Linked DNA regions of Homo sapiens: regions 2 and 3 are each linked to region 1. The links are chromatin contacts, found by Hi-C or POLR2A ChIA-PET in ENCODE. All regions are on one chromosome and are shown on one strand. Each heading gives the region's core, a stretch centred on a gene start or an enhancer-like site at or near the end of the contact. The rest is flanking DNA. Distances are from core to core; before and after follow the strand shown. Region 1 holds the start of CCNT1 (cyclin T1). Region 2 holds the start of ATF1 (activating transcription factor 1). Region 3 holds the start of CSRNP2 (cysteine and serine rich nuclear protein 2).

Region 1 (2,841 bases), core at 319-2,818:
AAAAAGGAAAGCATTTTAAGGATGCACTGAAATAGAATTTCGAACAAAAAGATTTAACTCCATACTGACAGGATGCTTAGGAAACAAACCTGGACATCAGCAGGAAACAAACTGGCGATAAAACAGACACCCATTTTGAGATGAACACACCCTTAAGATACACACATTACTGTCAGCCACACATTTAAATAGAAGCTGCACCCAAGAAAATTTTCACACGCAGAGTGGAAAGAAATTTAAAACTATACTAGTTTTCTCCACCATAAAATAAGTGTATTTCCTAACAAACAAAAATATGTGGGAGAGGTTACCTCATTTTTTTTTTAATTTTTTTTTTCTGAGACGGAGTTTCACTATTGTTGCCCAAGCTGGAGTGCAGTGGCGCCATCTCGGCTAACTGCAACCTCCGCCTCCCGGGTTCAAGCGATTTTCCTGCGTCGGCCTCCTGACTAGCTGGGATTACAGCTGCCCGCCACTACGCCGGGGTAATTTTTTGTATTTTTAGTAGAGACAGGGGTTTAATCATGTTGGCCAGGCTGGTCTCGAACTCCTGACCTCAGGTGATCCACCCGCCTCGGCCTCCCAAAGTGCAGAGATTACAGGCGTGAGCCACCGCATCCAGCCGTTACCTCATTTTTGAAAATGAAATACATATCATCACTCTAAGTAAGTTAAGGACCCGGTATTTTGTAAACTATTTAAAACATTAGATTCGTGGGTATCCCCTACAAACGTAAACTAACATCTTTCCTCTGAAATTCTATAAAACAGTAGCTACTAACTGAGCATCTGAATGCAAAGCACTGTGCTGGACACAGAATCAAACACAAGAGGTATTATCCCATTTTATAGACAAGACGGCCAAAAATTTGAGAGGTCACTTAAACAGCTAGTAGATGAGGAATGGATTTTGGACCAAGGCTGAGGCATTAATTCTAGTCCACCCTTTATAACACTTTCAGGTACTGAATTTCTCGAAATTTACACACTAGGTTTGGGAGGCAGCCGTCAACAGAGAAACCTCTGCCAGACCTAGACCCCTAGGGCACAGCGGAAAATGAGAATCTTAACGTCACCAGAGCAGATCAGAACACAATGAAGACAGAGTTGGAAGGGCTGGTTAAAACACAAAGCCGGGAAGGATACGAATTCCCAGCAAGGCTGGCGGCACGGGTGAGCGAGCGGGAAATCAACTCTGCCTCGCTTCCCTAGCGCTAACTGAGTTTCAGCCCGCCCCATCGTGGGCTCTCCCAACTAGACATCCAGCTTCTGCCCACCTTCTTCCCCACTTTCGTCCCCCCCACAGAGCCTGAGACCCGGACGCCAGAGCATGGCGGGACCAACTCCAAGGCCGAAGGCCTAGGCCACAAGGATACACGTTAAGACGCTGCCCCATGTCCTGAAGCAGATTGGCCGCCTGCTGGCGATAAGAAAGTTCTTTATCTGGGTCCACGCCAAAACGACGGGATGGGCTATTTTCCAGCTGTTCTCGAGTGAAATACCACCGTTTGTTGTTGTTCTTCCTCTCTCCCTCCATAGTGCTTCAACCAGAAGGCAGCGGCGAAGGCTGCAGGCACTTCCCAGCGTCACCTAAGAGGCGACCCACATCCGCTGTGCGGGGGCAACTGCGACTTGACGAACTTCCGCTAAGCGTCGACCGCCGGGTTGTTACTTGCCTCCGTAGAGGAAGCAAAAGTCAAAGGACCTACTTCCGGAATGCACCTCGCTACACCCCGTAGCCGAGTTAACAGCCAATATGCGACCAGAAAAAACCTTGAGGCGAGGACGCAGGCGCGTCACGTGACCGTTGGGCGGTGGAGTGGGGTTAGAAGTTCTTTCTTAAAAACCGTGTATCTTCCCGCGAGAACCGGATTGAGCGTTGGCGCCCCGGGTCAGGCTGCGAGGCCGCAATTATAGTGGGATGGGGCGGCCGCCCACGCGCCGCTTGGCGGTTCTTACGAGAACTTTGTTTGTGACGGCAGTGGTGATGTAAAATGGGGCAGATGGGCCGGGCGCGGTGGTTCACGCCTGTAATCCCAGCACTTTGGGAGCCCGAAGCGGGCGGATCACGAGGTCAGGAGTTCGAGACCAGCCTGGCCAATATGGTGAAACCCCCGTCTCTACTAAAAATACAAAATTAGCCGGCGTGGTGTCGCGCGCCTGTAGTCCCAGCTACTCGGGAAGCTGAGGCAGGAGAATCGCTTGAACCCGGGAGGCGGAGATCGCAGTGAGCCGAGATCACGCCACTGCACCCCAGCCTCCAGCCTGGGTGAGAAAGCGAGACTCCGTCTCAAAAAAATAAAATAAGTAAAAATGTGGCAGATGAACTTGAAAGAGAAAGTAGGTGAGGCTGTCAGAAACTGAAAAACAGAATCAAATGGTGGGGCTCTTTCGTATATCGGAGCATAAAGCAACTAGAAGGCTGTTACATTGTTGGTAGCAATGTAAAATGCGACAACCCATTTGGAGAGGTCGCTTTAATGTGTAGCCAAAGGCATGAAAACATTCTCACGTTGTTCGCCAGTGATCCAACTTAAAGGAATAAAATGAAATTAATAACATTAATTAAGAGCTTACATGTCCCAGGCACAATACTGACTTAAATATACTGTTTCATTTATTCAGCACAACTCTAAGAGGTAATTTTTAAGTACGTTTGCGAATGGGTGAACTAAAACTGCCCCTTGAGTGTGGAAAGCCTCCACCACTACCCCTCACTTGCACAGATTAGCAAGTTCTTGCCCTCTGTCAAAATATTTCCCAGCTCCTTTGCCGGGCGCGGTGGCTCAAGCCTATAATCCCAGCACTTTGGGAGGCCAAGGCGGGTGGATCACCTGAAGT
Region 2 (3,291 bases), core at 751-3,250, 2.0 Mb after region 1:
CTCCTGAGAGGCTGGGATTACAGGTGTGTGCCACCACACCTGGCTAATTTTTGTATTTTTAGTAGAGACGGGGTTTCACCATGTTGGCCAGGCTGGTCTCGAACTCCTGACCTCAGGTGATCTGCCCTCCCCCACCTCCCAAAGTGCTGGAATTACAGTCATGAACCACGACGCCTAGCCCCTCCCCCGCTTTTTACTGATCAACTTTTGTTAAGCATTCTGTGGTCCACGGAAGAAAAAACCAAACACCAAAGAACAATAAACTTGTACAACCAGCCTTCCAGCCATCAATATTCTGGATTCCAGAATGATTGAGGCTGGACTTTGTTAATCATCGAAGGCTGGTATCTGAGAAACTCTTCCTCTCCCTTACCTTTATAGGCCACTTTTCTTTCAGTAATGCTGAAACACTGACTTAATAACAGTTGTCCCCTGGTCTAGCATTTAATAGGTAATCCACAATTTTTGCTGAATGTCAATAGCTAAACGTTAGTGACCTCTTAAGACTGTCTGGCAGAGTAAATCTTCGGCTTTATATCACATTCTCCGACCCAAAGGGCCAAAAATAGGCAAAGCTCTCTCCACTAAATCGGTTTCCTAAATTGGGGATCTCAAACTAGTAAAATTTCAGAAAACTTTCGGAACTTTTGTCAAGAGCATACTAAAAAAGTTTATCTTTTGTCGTTTACTATCATTAAAGCCATAAAACAGCATTTTACAAGGAAATTTTAAAAATTAAGAATAAGGCATAACTCCCTTCCAGAGAGGTAGACCCAAAAATATTCTGAAGTTTTTGTAATGCATTAAAATGACGGCATAACATTTTATTAACACTCTGTTACGTTTCTTTTTTCTTTTTTTTTGAGACAGTTTTGCTCTTGTTGCCCAGGCTGGAGTGCAACGGTGCGATCTCGGCTCACCGCAACCTCCGCCTCCCGGGTTCAAGCGATTCTCCTGCCTCAGCCTCCCAAGTAGCTTGGATTACAGGCATTCGCCACCACACCCGGCTACTTTTGTATTTTTTAGTAGAGACGGGGTTTCTCCATGTTGGTCAGGCTGGTTTCGAACTCCCGATCTCAGGTGATCCGCCCTCCTGGGCCTCCCAAAGTGCTGGGATTACAGGCATGAGCCACCGCGCCCGGCCACATCGTTATGTCTCATTGTAAATCCGTTTCTGTAGAAAATCCTTCCACATGGGTTAAAGGACACAACTCATTGTTACTTTATGGGATTAAGAAAAATCTGAGTAAGGCCGGGCACGGTGGCTCACGCCTGTAATCCCAGAACTTTGAGAGGCCGAGGCGGAGGATCACTTGAGCCCAGGAGTTCAAGACCAGCCTGAGCAACATAGAGTCCTCATCTCTTCAAGCCGAGCGTGGTAGCGCGCGCCTGTGGTCCCAGCTGCCCCATAGGCTGAGGTTGGAGAATCGCTTGAATCCCGGGGTTGGAGGCTGCAGTGAGTCGAGATCGAACCACTGCACTACAGCCTGGGCCACAGACCCCCGTCTCAATCTCGGAAAAAAAAAAGAGACTCCATCTAAAAAAAAAAAAAAAAAAAAAAAGCTGAGGAAGTCAAAGCCTTCACTCTTCATTTCTCCTTCCAAGAGGACAGGGCCGGCGTCGGTCAAGGTCAATTGGCAGGTGAGTTGACAGCGCCGCCACTAATCGATGAAAACGCCCCCCGCGAGCACCCAGCTGCTCATGGCCTCCGGAAGCGGACGTAGGGCGGGTGGGGTACAGCTCCTAAGGAGAAACGGAACCGCAGGCACCGTCCCTCTCCCGCTGCAGCCTGAGGAACGCGTTCCGAGGAACCCCTAGCCACAAGTCAGGACCGCGTACAAGATGGCGGCGCGTCACGTGGGCAGCGCGGTGACGCAGGACGGCGGCCCGCGCGGAGGCAGCGCCATAGCCTACCCCAAACGCACACTAGTGCTCAGTTTTGCCCCCCTCCCCTCCCCCGCCCCCGCCCCCGCCCCCAGGCTTGTGTAGATCATGCCGCCAGTAGCGGCCCTGACTGCCGAGGAAACGGTAGCTTAGGACAGTTGGCTGTTAAGTGACACTGATTCTCCCCGCCCCGCCTGACCCCCGAGAAGGAGGCTTGTCCCCCGCTGCGTGAGGGGGTGGGGAAGTGGGTAGTGAATTCGGATCTACCTGGGAGGGGGGAGTGGAAGTTCCCGCCCCGGAGAGCGGCGAGGCGGCAGCCACAGGTAAGTGGGGGGCGGGGAGGGACGTGCCCCGTGGCCCGGGCGGGGAAGGACGCGGGAACGTGGCGCCGGCGGGGACGCAGCGCGGGTCGCGCGCCTGGTGGGGGTCGCGCGCGGTGGTGGCGGTGGGGGAGGGGCGCAGCGGCAGGGGGAGGGGCCGCCCGCGCTTCCGGCCTCCGCGCCTCGGTGCAGAGCTGCGCTGCGCCCTTCCAGTCGTGCGTCTCCTCCTTTCCCTCGCCCCCAAATAAAAGTAAAGCCCGAAACCGCCCGCCGCGGGGTGGCTTTCGCCTCAGAAGCCGCCCTTTGCAGTCGCAGGCGCTAGCTCTCCGTGGGAGGTCTCGAGGTTGGGCCCGGAGCCGGGCGGAGGGCGGCGCGGATATGGCCTCGGCGCGGTGTCCGCCGAGCGGAGCCCGGGTCTGGTTAACCCCGCGACAGGGTCCTCGAAGCGCGTCGGCGCTGGCGACCCTGAGGGAAGAGGCGCGCCCCTTACCCTCCTGGAGCTTGCAGTCTAGCGGGCAACCGACGCACGGGCATTGCGCACGCCCCAGACAGTCCTGGAGAGATGCGCCTGGCAGCGGAGACAGAGTGGGGACAGTAGGCGGCTTTACCCCTGGCTAGGAATGACACAAGGGCGTCTGTACCCTTTGGGATGGGCGACCCAGCCGAGGGTGACTTTCTCTTTGATCTTGTATGTCAAAAAACGAAGCCTGGCATTTCTCACTTTGATCGACGCCGTGCAGCTGGCGGCTGAATCGCTTTGAAATGATTGCAATGTGAAATAATGTCTGGTTGTGGCGCTAGTGTTTTGAAGAGATTGGGCAACTGGTAGTCTTTGAGAACCTTTAGGGTTCAGAAGCTCGGCGTGGATCTGGCAGGCATCTTTGTCAAACTGGCCTCACCTGTGATGAGTTCGTAGGCATTTATGTCTCAGAATGCATTTTAACCTGAGGTTTTTGTTAACAGAAATGCGTTCTTCTAAAATGCTCTTTTTTCTTGGAGTTTATCATATGCAGTTATCTCCGTGTCTTAATTAGAATCAATACTGTTGCCCTAAAGTCGAATGTATTAGCTCTTTAATACTTGCCGT
Region 3 (3,181 bases), core at 42-2,541, 2.4 Mb after region 1:
CCCGATTTTTACCCATTCACTAACACAAGGTTAGAATTTTCCATGCCTAAACTACCATCGTGTGGAAGACAGATCTTTGTGGGAACTGGAACATGATGCTGCATTAACTCTCAAGGATATCCAGTCATTTATAACACCGGCACAACCAACATCCTGGCTTTGTGGATTTGCAAGACAGAAAGCCAGTGAAGAAAAAAATCTGAACTATGAATTTACCTTGAACTGAAAACTGCAGGACAAGGGGACAGTGTTGTCTTGTGGGGATAACTTCTAGCATTTCATTCTGAAGAACAGTTTGTGTGTCACACTGCCACTCTCAACCCCTTTAAAAGGATGAATCAAGACCACAGCACTAAAAGGGACGGGTGGCAGTTGGCTGCGTAATTGGGCCTATGAAAAAAGATCAAGCTAGCAACCAGGGCAATTGATGCTTTCATTTTCCCACACGACGCCAGAAATATGGGAGACATCAGGAACCGGAGCGAAGGGACATGTCAAGTCACCAGTTCCTTTTAATGAACACTCCTGCCGAACCCTTCAGCTCTCGGCCCACTTCCCTCTGATTCCTGCTAACCTTCCCGCTCATTCCAATCCTCTGCAGCCCCTACCCAGCCTTCCGCATCCCTTCCTGCCTGCTACTCACAAATTCCCAACCACTCCTCCCACATTTTCCTCTGTTCCCCCTCCCCTTCCTTCACTTTCCTCCATCCTACATCATTCTCCACTCCATTCCGAACTCAATCCTCATCTGCAATCCTGCAGGCTTCCAAGCCGCCCATCGGTCTCCCGCGAGCTGCCCCCGCAGTCCGGGCCAGCGTCCTCGGTGCCCCTCGCTCCCACGCCTCTTCCCGACTCGGTTCCTTCCCAACGGCACCCGACCTCCCCGCCCCCCGACCGCTCCCGTCCGAGCCTCTCATTTCTGACCCCTCCATCCGCACGGCTCTGGGCTTGACCACTCCTCCACGGCCGCCCGAGGGCCGATCCCGAGAAAGGACGAGGCGGCACCCTCCGCCCCGCACCCCTAGGCCCATTACCGGCCCCGCCGCAGCTGCCTCCTCCCGTGATGGTCTCTGCCGCCCCCGCTGCCGCCGCCGCCCTAGCCCGGTGGGAAGGAGGGAGGAGCGAGCGAGTCCCGGGCCCCGCGGCGACGGCCGGGGAGCTCCCAGGGCGGCAGGGCGGGGAGGGAGGGCGGTGGGCAGCCCAGCCGGCAGGCAGAGAGGGCCGGGCGTCTCCGGCAACTCGGGCGCCCCCGGCAGCAGACGCCCAGAACCGCCCCGGCTCCGGCTAACAATAGGATCCGGCCGCAGCGCACTGGCTCTTATAGGCGCCGGCACGTCCTGACCGAGACCCGGGGCTGGCTGGGAAATGGAGTCTACGGGCCGGCCCACACCCAGCAGCATGCCGGGAGTTGTAGGCGGTAACTGCTGCAAAGCCGAAGCCGGCGCGCAAACCGGCTCCCGAGGCGGCAGCTCTGCTGCAACCTTTTAATGGGGGAAGAGAGGAGACTCAGCTACAGATCTTAAATAAACGAATTCTCCTCCAAAGCTCCCTTTTTCTTTCGTGTCCTGACCACACGCCATTAGGAACATGATCCCCCCTTCTCCTCGCTCATGGGGTCTTAGTCTTCAGCAATATGACTTATTGCAGCCTGCGCAGGTTATAAAGAATACAAGCAATATCTTGAGTTATCTACTTATATGAGGGAGTGCTTTGAGTGTTTTCTTTAAAAAAAAAAAAATTGCTGCCGGGCGCGGTGGCTCACGCCTGTAATCCCAGCACTTTGGGAGGCCGAGGTGGGCGGATCACGAGGTCAGGAGATCGAGACCAACCTGGCTAACAAGGTGAAACCCCGTCTCTACTAAAAAATACAAAAATTAGCCGGGCGTGGTGGCGGGCGCCTGTAGTCCCAGCTACTCGGGAGGCTGAGGCAGGAGAATGGCGTGAACCCGGGAGGCGGAGCTTGCAGTGAGCCGAGATCGCGCCACTGCACTGCAGACTGGGCGAAAGAGCGAGACTCCGTCTCAAAAAAAAAAAAAAAAAAATCTTCTCAACTTTGCAAACTAATTTATTTATTTAAATAGAAAAGGGGTTTTCGCCATGTTGCCCCGGCTGGTCTTGCACTCCTGGGCCCAGGCGATCCGCCCGCCTCGGCCTCCCAAAGTGCTGGGATTATACGCATGAGCCACCGCGCCCTTCCGCAACCTATTTTTAAGAAAGGGCGCCAGGCGCGGTGGCTCATGCCTGTAATCCCAGCACTTTGGGAGGCCGAGGCGGGCGGGTCATGAGGTCAGGAGTTCGAGACCAGCCTGACCAACATGGTGAAACCCTGTCTCTACTAAAAATACAAAAATTAGCCGAGGGTGGTAGCACGTGCCTTTAATCCCAGCTCCTCGGGAGGCCGACCCAGGAGAATGGCTTGAACCCGGGAGGCGGAGGTTGCAGTGAGCCAAGACTGCACCATTGCCCTCCAGCACGGTCAACAAGAGCGAAACTCCGTCTCAAAAAAAAAAAGAAAAAGAAAAAGAAAAAAAAGGGGAAAACCAAGATTAAGAAGTCAAAAGTTGTATGTGATTTGCCAAGGACACATAGCCTTGGTTTCTTCTTTGTTGTCTTTCCCTTGAACTATAAGGCTCGGCAAGCTCGAGCTGCATTCTCTTGTCCCCCGACCCCCACCCCGCCCCCTCATTTTGTTCTGTCATCTTGTTTGCTTCTACTTTCCCCCTTCCATACTCTGCTTGAATACACTGGCCTCATTGCAGCTCCTTCAACTGGGCAATCATTCTCTTACCTCAGGGCCTTTTGTCTGGCTTCCACCAGCTAGCCACATACTTACTCCCTCACATAATATCTGCTCGAATGTCCCCATATCCGAGATCTTCCCTAACCATATTTCTTTTTCCCTGCATTAAGAGACAGGATTTCACTCTGTCACCCAGGCTGGAGTGCAGTGGCGCAATCACGGCTCACAGCAGCCTCAAACTCCCGGGCACAAATGCCTAACCATATTTCTAAAATGGTGCTTCTCCTTAGTTTCTATCCCTGTGCCTTATATTTCTTCTTAGCATCCACGTATTTGTTTTTGTCTTGTCTCACTTGACTAAATTCGGTGAGAGCAAGGAATTGTTTTGTTTACTGTATCCTCAACACACAGTACAAAGCCTAGTAGTTGACATTTAAGAGT

Evidence for each region. Hi-C counts contacts between places; a loop is a spot of excess contacts on that map. ChIA-PET counts read pairs that join two places held with the same protein, here RNA polymerase II (POLR2A). Pooled maps may share reads with other maps.
Region 2: a loop to region 1 is called in a map of naive thymus-derived CD4-positive, alpha-beta T cell, with 14 times the contacts of the local background. The contact joins the promoter of ATF1 here to the promoter of CCNT1 in region 1. A Hi-C loop is called at or near these places in 2 of 168 maps with a recorded cell type or tissue (CD4-positive, alpha-beta memory T cell and naive thymus-derived CD4-positive, alpha-beta T cell) and 8 of 50 pooled maps.
Region 3: a loop to region 1 is called in a map of CD8-positive, alpha-beta T cell, with 9 times the contacts of the local background. The contact joins the promoter of CSRNP2 here to the promoter of CCNT1 in region 1. A Hi-C loop is called at or near these places in 1 of 168 maps with a recorded cell type or tissue (CD8-positive, alpha-beta T cell) and 5 of 50 pooled maps. POLR2A ChIA-PET finds 5 or more read pairs at or near these places in 1 of 52 experiments (endothelial cell of umbilical vein).

What each region holds. Positions count from the first base shown.
Region 1 is chr12:48,715,139-48,717,979 of GRCh38, forward strand. CCNT1 (cyclin T1) reads right to left here and starts at 1,569. Exons shown (of 9, transcript NM_001240.4): 1 at 1,377-1,569. The coding sequence starts at 1,537. RefSeq lists enhancers at 1,334-1,613, 1,684-2,684, 2,084-2,323.
Region 2 is chr12:50,762,101-50,765,391 of GRCh38, forward strand. It overlaps ATF1 (activating transcription factor 1), which reads left to right and starts at 2,001. Exons shown (of 7, transcript NM_005171.5): 1 at 2,001-2,207. RefSeq lists enhancers at 1-464, 2,765-2,864 and silencers at 1,955-2,034, 2,255-2,344.
Region 3 is chr12:51,082,305-51,085,485 of GRCh38, forward strand. It overlaps CSRNP2 (cysteine and serine rich nuclear protein 2), which reads right to left and starts at 1,292. Exons shown (of 5, transcript NM_030809.3): 1 at 1,035-1,292. RefSeq lists a silencer at 854-1,343 and an enhancer at 1,717-2,343.